Regions from separate parts of the Homo sapiens genome. Here region 1 is linked to region 2. Evidence: chromatin contacts called from ENCODE Hi-C or POLR2A ChIA-PET data. All regions are on one chromosome and are shown on one strand. Each heading gives the region's core, a stretch centred on a gene start or an enhancer-like site at or near the end of the contact. The rest is flanking DNA. Distances are from core to core; before and after follow the strand shown.

Evidence for each region. Hi-C counts contacts between places; a loop is a spot of excess contacts on that map. ChIA-PET counts read pairs that join two places held with the same protein, here RNA polymerase II (POLR2A). Pooled maps may share reads with other maps.
Region 1: a loop to region 2 is called in a map of endothelial cell of umbilical vein, with 7 times the contacts of the local background. The contact joins two enhancer-like sites. A Hi-C loop is called at or near these places in 3 of 168 maps with a recorded cell type or tissue (Calu3, GM12878 and endothelial cell of umbilical vein) and 1 of 50 pooled maps. POLR2A ChIA-PET finds 5 or more read pairs at or near these places in 4 of 52 experiments (A549, AG04450, H1 and 1 more).

The regions. Positions count from the first base shown.
Region 1 is chr10:34,518,285-34,524,449 of GRCh38, forward strand. The region is part of intron 2 of PARD3 (par-3 family cell polarity regulator); the gene reads right to left. Among named protein-coding and RNA genes, the nearest start is that of PARD3, 290 kb to the right of the region's middle. Within about 2 kb of position 1,952, at least 4 of the 41 ENCODE cell types and tissues checked have a DNase peak (open chromatin) inside an H3K27ac peak, as active enhancers do.
Region 2 is chr10:34,404,443-34,410,847 of GRCh38, forward strand. The region is part of intron 5 of PARD3 (par-3 family cell polarity regulator); the gene reads right to left. Among named protein-coding and RNA genes, the nearest start is that of PARD3, 410 kb to the right of the region's middle. Within about 2 kb of position 1,494, at least 3 of the 41 ENCODE cell types and tissues checked have a DNase peak (open chromatin) inside an H3K27ac peak, as active enhancers do.

The DNA of each region.
Region 1 (6,165 bases), core at 702-3,201, 110 kb after region 2:
GTCCACACAGAGATCCTAGAAACAATGGCATCCCCAGTGCCACTGAGCATGCCTAGTACCCAGATCGTGGTTTCTAATACCATTCTCCAGTTAATGAACAAGGGCTCCTTGAAAAATGGTTGATTTCAGGGCTGTGGTCAGGGAAACACATGGTAAGCCTGGAATGCCTTGTGATGTCAAAAAGGGGTACTCAAAAATGATGAAGGCACATCAAATGGAAGCAGGTGTCAACCTGAAGGGGCTCCCAATGGACAAAGCGGAGACAACTTACAAACTAAAGAAATCATACTGGCATTGGATCATTATCCAAAGAATAAACTAAAATCCATGAGTCCATAATGATATAAATAATTGAACAAATAAATGGTAGAGAATAAACAGCTGTTCCCTGCTGTAGCATTCCAAATAATAAATAGAAGGAATGATGGCAACAGAAATCATCATTAGGCAACCTCCACCATAAAAATCGTTCAGGTAAAATCTACTAATGGATACTAACATTAATGGGTGTGAATATGATAATAACAGGATATTTGCATAGCTCAAAATGTCTCCCCAGAAGAGTCATTTTGACTAAAAAGCAAAACAGTAATATTGTTGAAGTGGAGAAACTTGGCAGCCACTGCTGTACCCAGGTTAACGTCATTCATAGTAAGATGCAGCAATATCAAGTACCATCTGATAAAATGCACTGGGAAGTATATAACATTACTTTTGTGGTATTCTTGCCAAAAATGTATAACGTCCATCTAATCGTGAGGAAACATCAGACAAACCCAAATTGAGGGATATTCTGAAACATAAATAAGGCTCTCCAAAAGTATCAAGGGTCATGAAAGTAAAAGAAAGAACAAGGAGAACGAGGAAATTGTGCAAATTGGAGGAGTCTGAGGAAGAATGAGAACTACATGGAGTGGGAGGATAGAAAAAGGGCATTAGTGAAAAAATAGGCAGAATTCTAATGAGATCTGATTAGTTGACAGTACTGACTCAGTGTGAGTTTCTTTCTTTTGATAATTGTTCTATGATTATGTAAAATGTTAACATTAGGGATAGATGAAGTGTATATGGAAATACTCTGTAACTATTATTCCAAGTTTTCTGAAGTATAAAATTATTTCAAATTAAAAATTTTAAATGTTATAATATTTTTAAAAAGCTATAAAAATAAAAAAGTACTCTATGTCTTCTTATAACTAATACAGTTCTTAAAATGCTAATATACTTCTTATAAATCCCAAAGCGTAGGCCAGGCGCGGTGGCTCACGCCTGTAATCCCAGCACTTTGGGAGGCCTAGGCGGGCGGATCATTTGAGTTCAGGAGTTCAAGACCAGCCTGGCCAACATGATGAAACCCATCTCTACCAAAAACATAAAAAATTAGCCAGGTGTGGTGGCACGCTTCTGTAATCCCAGCTACTCGGGAGACTGAGGCAGGAGAACTGCTTGAACCCAGAAGGCGGAGGGTGCAGTGAGCCAAGATCCTGCCACTGCACTCCAGCCTGGGAAACAGAGCGAGACTCCATCTCAAAATAAATAACATAACATAACATAACATAACATAACATAACATAACATAACATAACATAACATAACATAAAAATAGAAAATAAATCCCAAAGAGTAAAAAACTTCTAAGGATCCACACTGGCTGCCACCTTGGAGCTTCACCCTTCAATCCCACACCTAGCAACTCAGCTTAGCCTTCCAAGAAAAGAACCATGACTGGAACCAAAATAAACCCCTCTCCTGCCTCCAATCCAAGCTTTTTCAAGGCCAACACTTGTCTCAGGTCAAAAACAGAAACGCGAATGTACAGAATATGAGTAGGACTCATAATTACAGTCCTCATTTTATAAATGGCTTTGTCGTTTGGAACAAATGCTATTTCCATGAACATTTATATATCATCAATCCATTTATCATCGACACAACAAAGAAAACCATTGTACAGTCACAAAGAGACAGGAAGCTCAGAAACCTGCTGACGTATAGATAGAATCAGCTGATTAAACAATCTGGAAGAACCAGTACCAGGGTTCATACCATACCACGGTAATTGGTATGAAGAAATCACAGTAGGATGAATAATTGGGCCACTCAACCTTATAATGAACAACATAAATCAGAAAAGAAGTCCTTAATAGTTACAAAAAAAAGGGAAAGGTATGCATACGTATACACCAAAACATCCATATATAGTAAAATCAGTTTATCTGACAGTGACTTGCAAGTGTCTGCCTGTATTAGAGACACAGACATTCCACTAGATTAGGGGTCAATGGGCAAACTTTCTCGAAAAGAATAAGACAGTAAATATTTTTGGAGCTGTGGCCCATACCGTCTCTTTCATAACTACTCTACTCACTAATTATAGTATGAAAGAGCACCCATAGACAATACAAAAACAAATGACTGTGACTACATTTGAATAAAACTTTATTTATAAAATAAACAGGCCAAATTTGGCCCATGGTCCCTAGTTTGACAACCCAGCCCATCTTTCTAGTAACATGCAATTTTAGTTTCAGTTTGAGCAATAAAACTAAAAGTCAAGGTACCTTTGTAGCCTCAAAAAACTAAAATACTCATTTCAAGCTCTGCATGAAGATTTTGGATTGCTATACTTGATTTTAATATCATCATACTTTTCATAAGGTGTGTGGCTTAATATGCATTTTGAAGATATTAAGTTTTGACATTTTGGTGCTTAATTGGAAGCAAATGAAATTCATGTTTTGTTATTAACTTTTCACAATGATGTGTTCTCTCAAGAATCGAGTCCTTTCTGCAAACTGAAAATGGAGATTGAAAATTACAAAGAATAAGTCTTTAAATGCCACATGATGGAAGAGCTTATACATATATATTAGTTTCAATAATTATCTCCAGCATTTTTAGAAAACATTATAGAACCACAGTTGGTGATTTGCAATATGCCAATAACATACAATTGCACAGCTTTCTTTTAAACCAAAATTTAAGTGCCAGGTCCCAATATGAAATAATTTTGTGTTAAACTGGGAAAGATATATAATTTTAGAAAATCTACTCTATAAGAATGCATATAGTAACACAGCAAAAAAAAAAAAAAAAAAAGGTGGGGGGAACCTTCACAAAAAACTGCGTATTAAAAATCTCCATCATGCCCTTCAAAAAGTAAAGGAAAAGTCTTTTAAATTTGTGAAATGTTACTCAAATTCTAATTTAACAGATGGAATCTTCACTGCTGTCCACAAAGTAGATCATTTTGAATGTTCATTTTTTTCCTTGCAATAATTATTAATCTCTCTTCTGTTCCATTCATCTATCAAGTCTCCATGAGAAAAGACAGGCAGAATTTGGATAACACCTACAATAGCCCAAGTAGAAATAAACTCTAAACATTGTCACCCACTTTCCCCTACCTCAGGACAAGTCACTTTAACTATGAAACATCAGAACCCCCCAACAGAAAACCTCTTATAGAAACATCACACAGAAATGCTTATAAAACCCTTGGATCTAGGGAAGTCCCTTTAATAGGTAAAATTAAGACCTGAAAGCCCACAACTGCATGTAGCAAAGTGGCTAACAGCAATGGAGAATCAGAAAAAGCTACATTCAAAGCCAGCTCTGACCTTATTTTTTGGGTAGCTGTTGGTAAATCCAGTGGCCTCTCTAACACCTCCAGACCTTACTCTCCTCATTTGGAAAAGAGGATGGTGGTTGTGGGTAGACAGAATAATGGTCTCCCCAAAGTTATCCATGTCCAAACTCCTGGAACCAGTGAATGTTACCTTCTATGAAAAAGGGACTTTGCAGACAGGATGGAGGTTAAGAACCTTAAAATGGAAAGATTATCCTTCATTATCCAGGTAGAGCCCCATCTAATTACATAAGTCTGGAAAAATGGAGAGCCACGCCTGGCTGCGGCCAGAGAGAAACGTGATGATGGCCAGAGAAATACTACACTGCCCACCTTGAAGACAAACAAAGGGAGTCATGAGCCAAGGAAAGTGAGCAGCATTTAGAAGGCAAGGATATAGATTCTCCCCTAGAGCCTCGAGAAAGGAGCACGGTTAACACACTGATTTTATGGCATTCTGACCCATGTCAGCCTTCTACCAAGCAGAATTGCCAGGTAATGAATTTGCATTGTTTTCAGCCACTTATGCCTGCTCTGCCAGATGTAGGACAAATAAAGAGATAAGGTATACAACTTCCAGAACACAATAAGTATGTTTACTATGAGCTTTTATTAAATTATATTGTGATGGATGATAAATACGTTCTACTTTTGTAAATATGAGAATAGTTTCAAGAGTAAAGAAGACAGATGCAAAGCTCAATCGCTGTGTCTTGGATCTACACAGGAATAGTAATGGGAAAAAGAACACGGAAAGAAGACAGCATGCTAGAAAATGCATGTTCAACATAGATATGGCACAAAATGAAGACCTTCCACAGACGCTCTACATCCTCCTCTAGAGGGCCCCACAGAAACACAAAGTCGTTTTTATTATTTCACTTAACAGGAAGCAAAGCCGAGCCTCAGAGAGATGAATCTGACTAGCATATAAATAAATACAGAATAAATTTGAGATGGGAAATCAAGTCAAAGATCCTATTTTCTCCAAATCTTCCTGCTCTGGAGCATCTAACATATCCACAGCACAGGGCACTGGCAGGCTACAAACTAAGATTATCTGCAGACCTCTGAATAGGATTCTGTTCGTTTTTGATTAATCAAACGTAATAACCTGCCTTTACCAAATTAATGCAATTTTGATGACACCACTTAAAATTTTTCTGAACATATCTGAGGGTAATGAAGATCATCACAGACAATTCATCCTGCTGGTGCCATCACTCAGTCTTAAACAGAGGGCTTAAAAGGATCAAAGAACTTGCAGATTCTACCCTCATACAGGAAAATGAAAGCTGATTTAAGCCAAGTCTAAGTGAAATCTCAAAGACCTCTAGGTTCAAACTCCACACACCCTGAGAAGCCATTTTAATGTGACACCCTGTGAGCAATCTCTCACTTTCCATTGCTTTCTTCATGTATAAGCTAGACATATCCAGGGAAAGTCAATTATGATGGGTGTCATTGGACACTCAATGTCAATATATGCAATTGTTTTCCTATGAAATAAAGACTTATAATTCTTTTAAAAAGGCATCATATTTTGGCCCTGGATAAAGTACAAAACATGTTGGAGAATACTAGAAACAAGAATAAACTTGAAGATGCCTCCATGACCCTCTCTTCATCTAAGAAACATGAGCAGCCTCCATGAGTCAAGCCAGATCCAGCGGCTTAGTCAACAAGAAGCACAACACAGAAAGTGCGTGTTTGAGAGATGACAGGGAGATGTCATGGGCAGATGTGCCTATAAAGAAGAATGTAACAGAAGAGAATAGAAAGAAAATTCAACAGATATGGGAGAACTAGAGCATAATGAAATAAATTTCAAAAACTTAACAATAAAACTAAAGGAGTTGGAGATACATGCATTTTTTAAGTTTGAAGTCAGGCTGTTCCATGATGTATAATTCTAAACTATCACTAATTCAAAAATCACTTTTCGTCTCCATAGTTTATAAATTATAGATTTCTATAATTAGGATCATACCTACCAATACATTTAAATTCTTCTGCCCTTTCACTCAAGGATGTCCAAAAAAATTATAAATTAGATCAAGTATTTGAGTTTCTGAATTCCCCTTTTTCTATCTCTTATTTTTTTTTAAGATTTCATTTACACTTGTCTCCCATAAAGCACACGTGATAACCTGTGGCACTTACATAAAAGAAAAACTAACCAAACACTAACATGCTTTTGTAGATTATCACAGTGTATTATCCAACATAAGAAAGGGAGCTAAATGAGATCAATCTTTAATAAAGCCATTTCCAGCAAAATATCATGCAGGAGAGGGCAGAACATTCCCGCTGCTTCCTGAACAACACAGGAGACCACCATCATCATAAGCTTCTATCTGTCAATTGCCAAAGGGAGACCTGTCCGACAAGAGCTAATGCCATCCTTTAAGAAGAAAGTATTTCTTGAACACTCATGCCTAATAGAGATATTCCACTGCATCTGGAAACCACAGTGAAAGATATTCACCTATGATACTCCCTAGCCCTGATGCTTACATTTCAGAGCTGAAATTTAA
Region 2 (6,405 bases), core at 244-2,743:
GACCACTTGAACCCAGGATTTCAAGACCAGTGTGGGCAACATGGTGAGATCCCGCCTCTATTTTTTTCTTAAAGTAAGAAAAAAATAGAACTATATAGTATCAATTTAAACTAAACTGTGCCAAAGAACTTTCAGATATGAGACAATACAGCCATTTGTTTTTTTTTTCTTTTTCCTTTCCCTACTCTCCATTTCATAGCAGAGTACAGACATTAAGAGCTTGGGTTCAAGATTTAAACAGACCTGGGCGTGAATAGCAATTCTATCATTTGCCAATTTTATAACCTTATGCAAGTTATGTACCTTTCCATGTTTCTATCCCTTCTTCTATAAAACGTGAACAATAAAAACATCTTCCTTGGCTGGGCTTAGTGGCTCACACCTGTAACCACAGCACTTTAGAAGGCTGAGGCAGAGAATGGCTTAACACCAGGAGTTCAAGACCAGCCTGGGCAACGTAGCAAGACTCAGTCTCTACAAAAAACCAGGTGAGATAGTGCGTGCCTGTAGTCCCAACTACTGGGAAGGCTGAAGCAAGAAGCTTGAGCCCAGGAGTTCAAGGCTGCAGTAAGCTATGACCATGCATGCCACTGCACTCCAGCCTGGGTGACAGAGTGAGACCCCATCACAAACACAAACACACACACACACACACACACACACACACACACACACTTTAAAAACTCTTCCTCTTAGTACTGAAAGAATCAGTACGAAAATCCTCCATATCACAAGCATTACATGGTGCCTGACACATAGTACTTACCCAACAAATGGTTATTTTATAAACATTATTGAAGACAGAAATAGATAACACATAATACAGAAAACAAACCTCGATAAATCTTTTAGGGCAATTATGTACAAATATACGACATTTTAAGAGTATATACATGTATTCATCTATTCATACACTGTGCCTTGCAAAACAATTTAATATGAAACATATTACCCACTCGATCAAATAAAAAACATATTATTTATAATTTAGAAACTTGCTGACACCTGATATTTACTGTGCTTTGCTATATACAAAATATTTTCAATGTAGAATGTCTTTAGGATGAGTAAAGAAACCAAAAAAAAGATAAATAAATGCTATATACAATCAAGTACATGGCAAGAAGAAGAAAACTTTGTGGGGTGGTGGTTGAAGACATTTTCAGAGAGAAAGTAGATGTAAAAAAAGTAGGAGGGGTCTAGGATTTTTACAATACCTGAAAGCTACACCTTCATCAATGCTGGCAGAAGGCAGAAGATTCCTGGGTCACAGACAAAGAACTATTCACAACTCATAGCCACACCGCTAGCCAGAGTATCTTCCTTTTATGTAGTGGTTCCTCAGCTAAGATTCTCACAAGGTGATGTGAAGAGGATCCAGGGACACTGGCACACACAGAAGAACCCTAGGCTTAGGGAACCTGAATCTTTTAGACAGACAGGGAGTATCTTTGCTTGCTGCTGTCAGAGGAGATCTTATACCTATCTTGCTCTACAAACATCCTTGAAAAGATTGTCCACAATGAAGACTTCTGTTCTGTGTGTGTATATATACATATACAACCTCCTCCTCTTAGATGAGTCATCTGTACAAAATGCCAAGAGAACAATGAGGAGTTATCTCCAAACTGCAGAGTTTAATCAAAGGATTGACAAATGATGTGGATGATTGCTAGCAGACTAAAACTAGGAATATTATTAACAAATGATCTATGATAACAATGCCTTCTGAATAGCGATATTAAATTCTACTAAAAGTCATATCTTCTACACTGAAAAAACAATTCAGTGTAAAACTACATGCTCAAAAAGATCAAGCATGAAAGATAAAAGAAATTTTGAGACTTGCAAAGAGATCTTTATCTCCTTCACATGAACACTTTCTTATATAAAGCTCTTTTTGGAAGTGCTCCAGCAAAATCCAGAAAACACAGTAAGAAATCAGTCAGAACCCAAGGGAAGTCCTAGAACACGGGAGAAATGGCAGTTTAAGGAAGCAGAAACCAGTTCAGATAAGAGCAGGAGGATGGAGAGGTCTAGTAAGTACATCTCCATGAGAAAAAAAGAAACTAATAATTGGTCTGATATCGTTCTAAAAGTTCTTTCATTCCCCTTTAGTTTTTCTCTTTTTTTGACACGGGGTCTTGCTATGTTGCCCAGTTCTGACCTCAGACTCCTAGGCTCAAACAATACTCCAGCCTAGGCCTCCCAAATAGCTGCAACTACAAGTTTGCACCTCCTCCCTGGGCTCAGGTCTGATACTTTTGAATATTTGAAAAATAAAAGGCATCTTGACAGACCTGACACAGAATGCAAGGGGAAAATCAAAAATATATACAGAGAAAACAAAGCAACATGAAAAAAAAAAAATTGCCCCAGGAGAAAAAAAATCTGTAGAAGAGGAAATATATTCAGAGTATCCATTTGGTTATGCAGTGAGCAATTGTCACATTGCCATGTGCTGTGACACTGGCTATTGACTGAAATTAGACTTTGGATGTAACAGCATTGAAAGGATGGGAACAAGAAACCAGAAGCAGTATAAAAGGAACAACTCTTATCTTCCATATGGCAAGTCAACAGATGTCAGTAACTGGTAATCAGGAAAGAGCAACATAAATATATTATTTAGAAACATGGAAGTAAATATCAGAGCAGACATTTAGGGAGAAAGACGGGAACAGTGGCACAGAGAGGCTGTTCATTTTTATGATAAGTCTTTTAGCATTATGTCTTTATTTTTATTCTGAAATGCCTGCCAAGGGGGTGGAGGGGCTTCTCCGGTCTAACTAACATGCAGACTGTCAAGGCCCCCACAGACTGCCTGGCATTGGATTGACAGTGCAGGGTGTAAGGCAGGAGACCCCACTTGCCAGCAAGGCTGTATCATGCCTTGTTTTCCAGAGGAGTGTGCACCCAGCAGTCCTCACAGCTGTGCAGGAGCCATTCTCTTGGGGTCTCTAGCAGACAGCGCAGGCGTGTTGACTCACATCAGGAAGTTGCAAGAGCTACCATGGCTGAAAAGCCTCATGCCCCAGAGAAGCCAGTGTCTCTTGGAACAATGCCATAGTCGTAAGCTGCTGCTCCTCAGATATTTATAGTTTTTCAAGTCTCAATACGATTTACCAATCAGTGGTTACTTTTGCCTAAAAAGGCAGTCGACATACTACCTTTATTAGGATTCCAGAAAAGGGGGGCCAAAACATAACTAAAGTTTAACTTCTCATGCAGAAATTGGAAAAGAGCCAGGCATGGTGGCGTGCGCCTGTAGTCTCAGCTACTTGGGAGACTGAGACAGGGGGATCACTTGAGCCCAGGGAGTTCAAGGCTGCAGTGAGTTATGTTCATACCACTGCATTCCAGCCTGGGCAACAGAGTGAGTCCTTATGCCTAAAAAAAAAAGAAAAAAAAAATCCAAAAACTTAAGTGATCCTACCACAAAAAAAGTACAGGACTTGTAACTAGAACACTTGAGACTAGAATCCTGCCTCCATCTCTCACCACAGAAAACAGGAACACAAATGTTTACAAAACAAGAAATATAAACCATACTGTCTAATTCAGAGGAACACTATAAAACTTAATCTAGAAACCAGTCATCTGTATATCTACATTCAAATTCTGAGGTCCAAGAAGTAAATATTTTGGATATTTATCACTTGAAAGAAAAGCCTATATTTATAATTTTTAAAATGTTTTATAAAAACTTAAAGTTATACTTCTCTACTTAAATTTCCAAAATATCTATCTTTGATTTTTGTGTTTAGAAAGCACAAAAAAAAAATGAAAATTCTCATGGTACAATTTACAATATTTTCTGTCAAGTGTTTTTAAAAAAAATTATTCATAACAGTAAATAAAATATTTTAATGAGTTCAAATATATTGCTAAAAAAACACTCAACTAAATGTTCTTTTTCATACTTTTTAGAATCCCTCCAAGATTTTCCTAACTTAATGAGAGACATGTTAACTATTAGTGAGCTATGGTATCCTAGAGAAAATATTTATTAGGATGTTGACAGAGTGAATTAAAGCACTTTTTCTTTGGATTACATTTGATGAAAAATAATTCCAAAGGGAATCTGTTTCCAAGTCTCCTAGGTATCACAAATAGGATTGCAGAAGGCATTCGTGTTAATGTCCCAACTACTTGATTAACTGGCCGAAACACCAGGAAAAAGTAATTTCCCATCATATATGGAAAACAATTGAAAACATCTGTAGGAGAGAGGGGCTTCACAATACAAAATGATAAATCTATAGCAACCTTCCAAAGAAATAAAATCAGGAAATGTGTAATACAATTTTAATTCATGATCATTATATTCTGCCAGAATAAAAACATTCATGAAAAAAATGCAAATACTTTTTAGAAAAGACAATATTAGATAAGATATAATAATATAATAATATATAGCAAAAATAAGATATTTTAAAATTAAAAATATTCCCTTGTAGAGGGAAATTAACAGCTGTTACAGTTTTAGACAAAGTCCAGTTCCTTATAATATAAACTATGCTCTACTGAACAAAGCTCAACATCAAATTATTTAGGATTCTATGAAGAATTATTCAGCGCCTGTGATGTAATCACTGTATATAAGCGCCATCCCCTCAACCAGATTCCTACTATTCTTATCTCAAGCTAGTACTGATCAAATGTAGTATTTAACACAGTCCATGAAATTTCCATTTCCCAGAGAAATGAAATGCCTCCCGTCTTGATACATATACAACATGACTCCATACAACCAAAGGCAAAAGAACAGATGGTGCTGATTTATGAAAGCTATCTAACCACAGAGAACAACAAAAAGTATGTATCTCTGCACCAGTTCCATGCATAATGGAATCTTAAAATTCAGTTCCAATATGTAAGTCTTCTCATTGATTATTAGGATTCCAGAGCATGGAGGAATCTTCTTGGAAGATATTTAGTCCAGCATCCAAAAGTACACTGCAATTTGTCTTCACATTCTTCTTCCATTTTGCCTGTCATCAATGATTCACACAGGAAGATTTACATATTGATGCTTACTAAAAATCACTGAATCTAATAACTAGTCCCAGCACCTTACCTGCCATCATCTGCCGCATTCCTATACATATTTATCCCAGATGACCACTCAAGCAGATACCACCATGCCAGGAACACTGGCACCGCTTGTTTTGCACGAAGGGCGTCTGCACTGCTTAGGGTTCTCCCACCACACACTAGTGACCAAGTGGCCACCCTCTAGTTGACACGATTTTATTCAGACTAATCAATCTCTTTTCAGAAGTGGCTTGCTTACCAGAGTAACACTTATTTTTCTTTTGAAAATAAAACTCATTAGCTATGTATTTGTTGCATTGTCCTTAATTCCCAGTATATGATACAAATGTGAAACAAAAATTAAGATATTAAACAAATACAATAATTTAAAGTATTAAACATGTTATATTTGATATGGCAGCTGAGCACAGTAATAAAAAACACGGATTTTGCATGCAGAATCATTTTGACAAGTTACTTAACTTCTCTGTGCCTCAGTTTACTCATTTATAAACTGTGGGAAATAATAGTATCTATCTCAGAGTTTCCACAAAAATCAAATGAGCTAATTGAAGTACTCAGAAAACTGTCTTGTAACTATTAAGGGCTAACTAGGTGCTCAACACCACCCTCTAGATAAATTTTAAAAAGAAAATGGGAATTTGGTAACATATTTGTTTTAAAAAATAAGTGTCCTTCATCTTCTATGGCACAAAAGTTCAGTTAGAGTGATTAAAGAACACCAGGCTCTCCAGGACACTGTTGTACTGATGTGAGATGATTTCTGTCTTTTCCTCTTACCTTTGGTGTTTACTTTCAGTTTTTTTTTTAGATCATATAGGTTTTTCTTTTCTTACATAGTAATAATAAAATATAAATATTTAATGTATCATTTTATTGCAATCATTAAAGAAACAATTTTTAATGATTCAATATTCTATCGGGTAAACATATCATCATTTCACAATTCACTCATCAAAGAACACTTCAACTCCAGTAACTGACAGATTTCTAAATAAAAACATTTCAATATTTAGGATTCACTTCTTTGGAGGAAGTCTATAACATAATGTTTCAAATGGCATGATCATTTTAAGGTAGCCAGTATCAAACTACTTTCTAAAATGACCGAGCCAATTGATATCATTACCAGCCTCTTATTAAACTGTTCATTTCACAACTTTTATTTTCTGTGTTGGGACACAATTCTCCATTTGTCTCTTGCAAATCTGCATGTCTTATAAACAGAGGCACTGATTGCTTCTGTTCTGGACTTGCTTTTCAAAGATACCTCTACAGAGATAAGCTGTGGGAGACAGAGACAGTGTCTCCCTCCAGGGCCAAGGGGAGTGAGTCTTGCTTACTGCC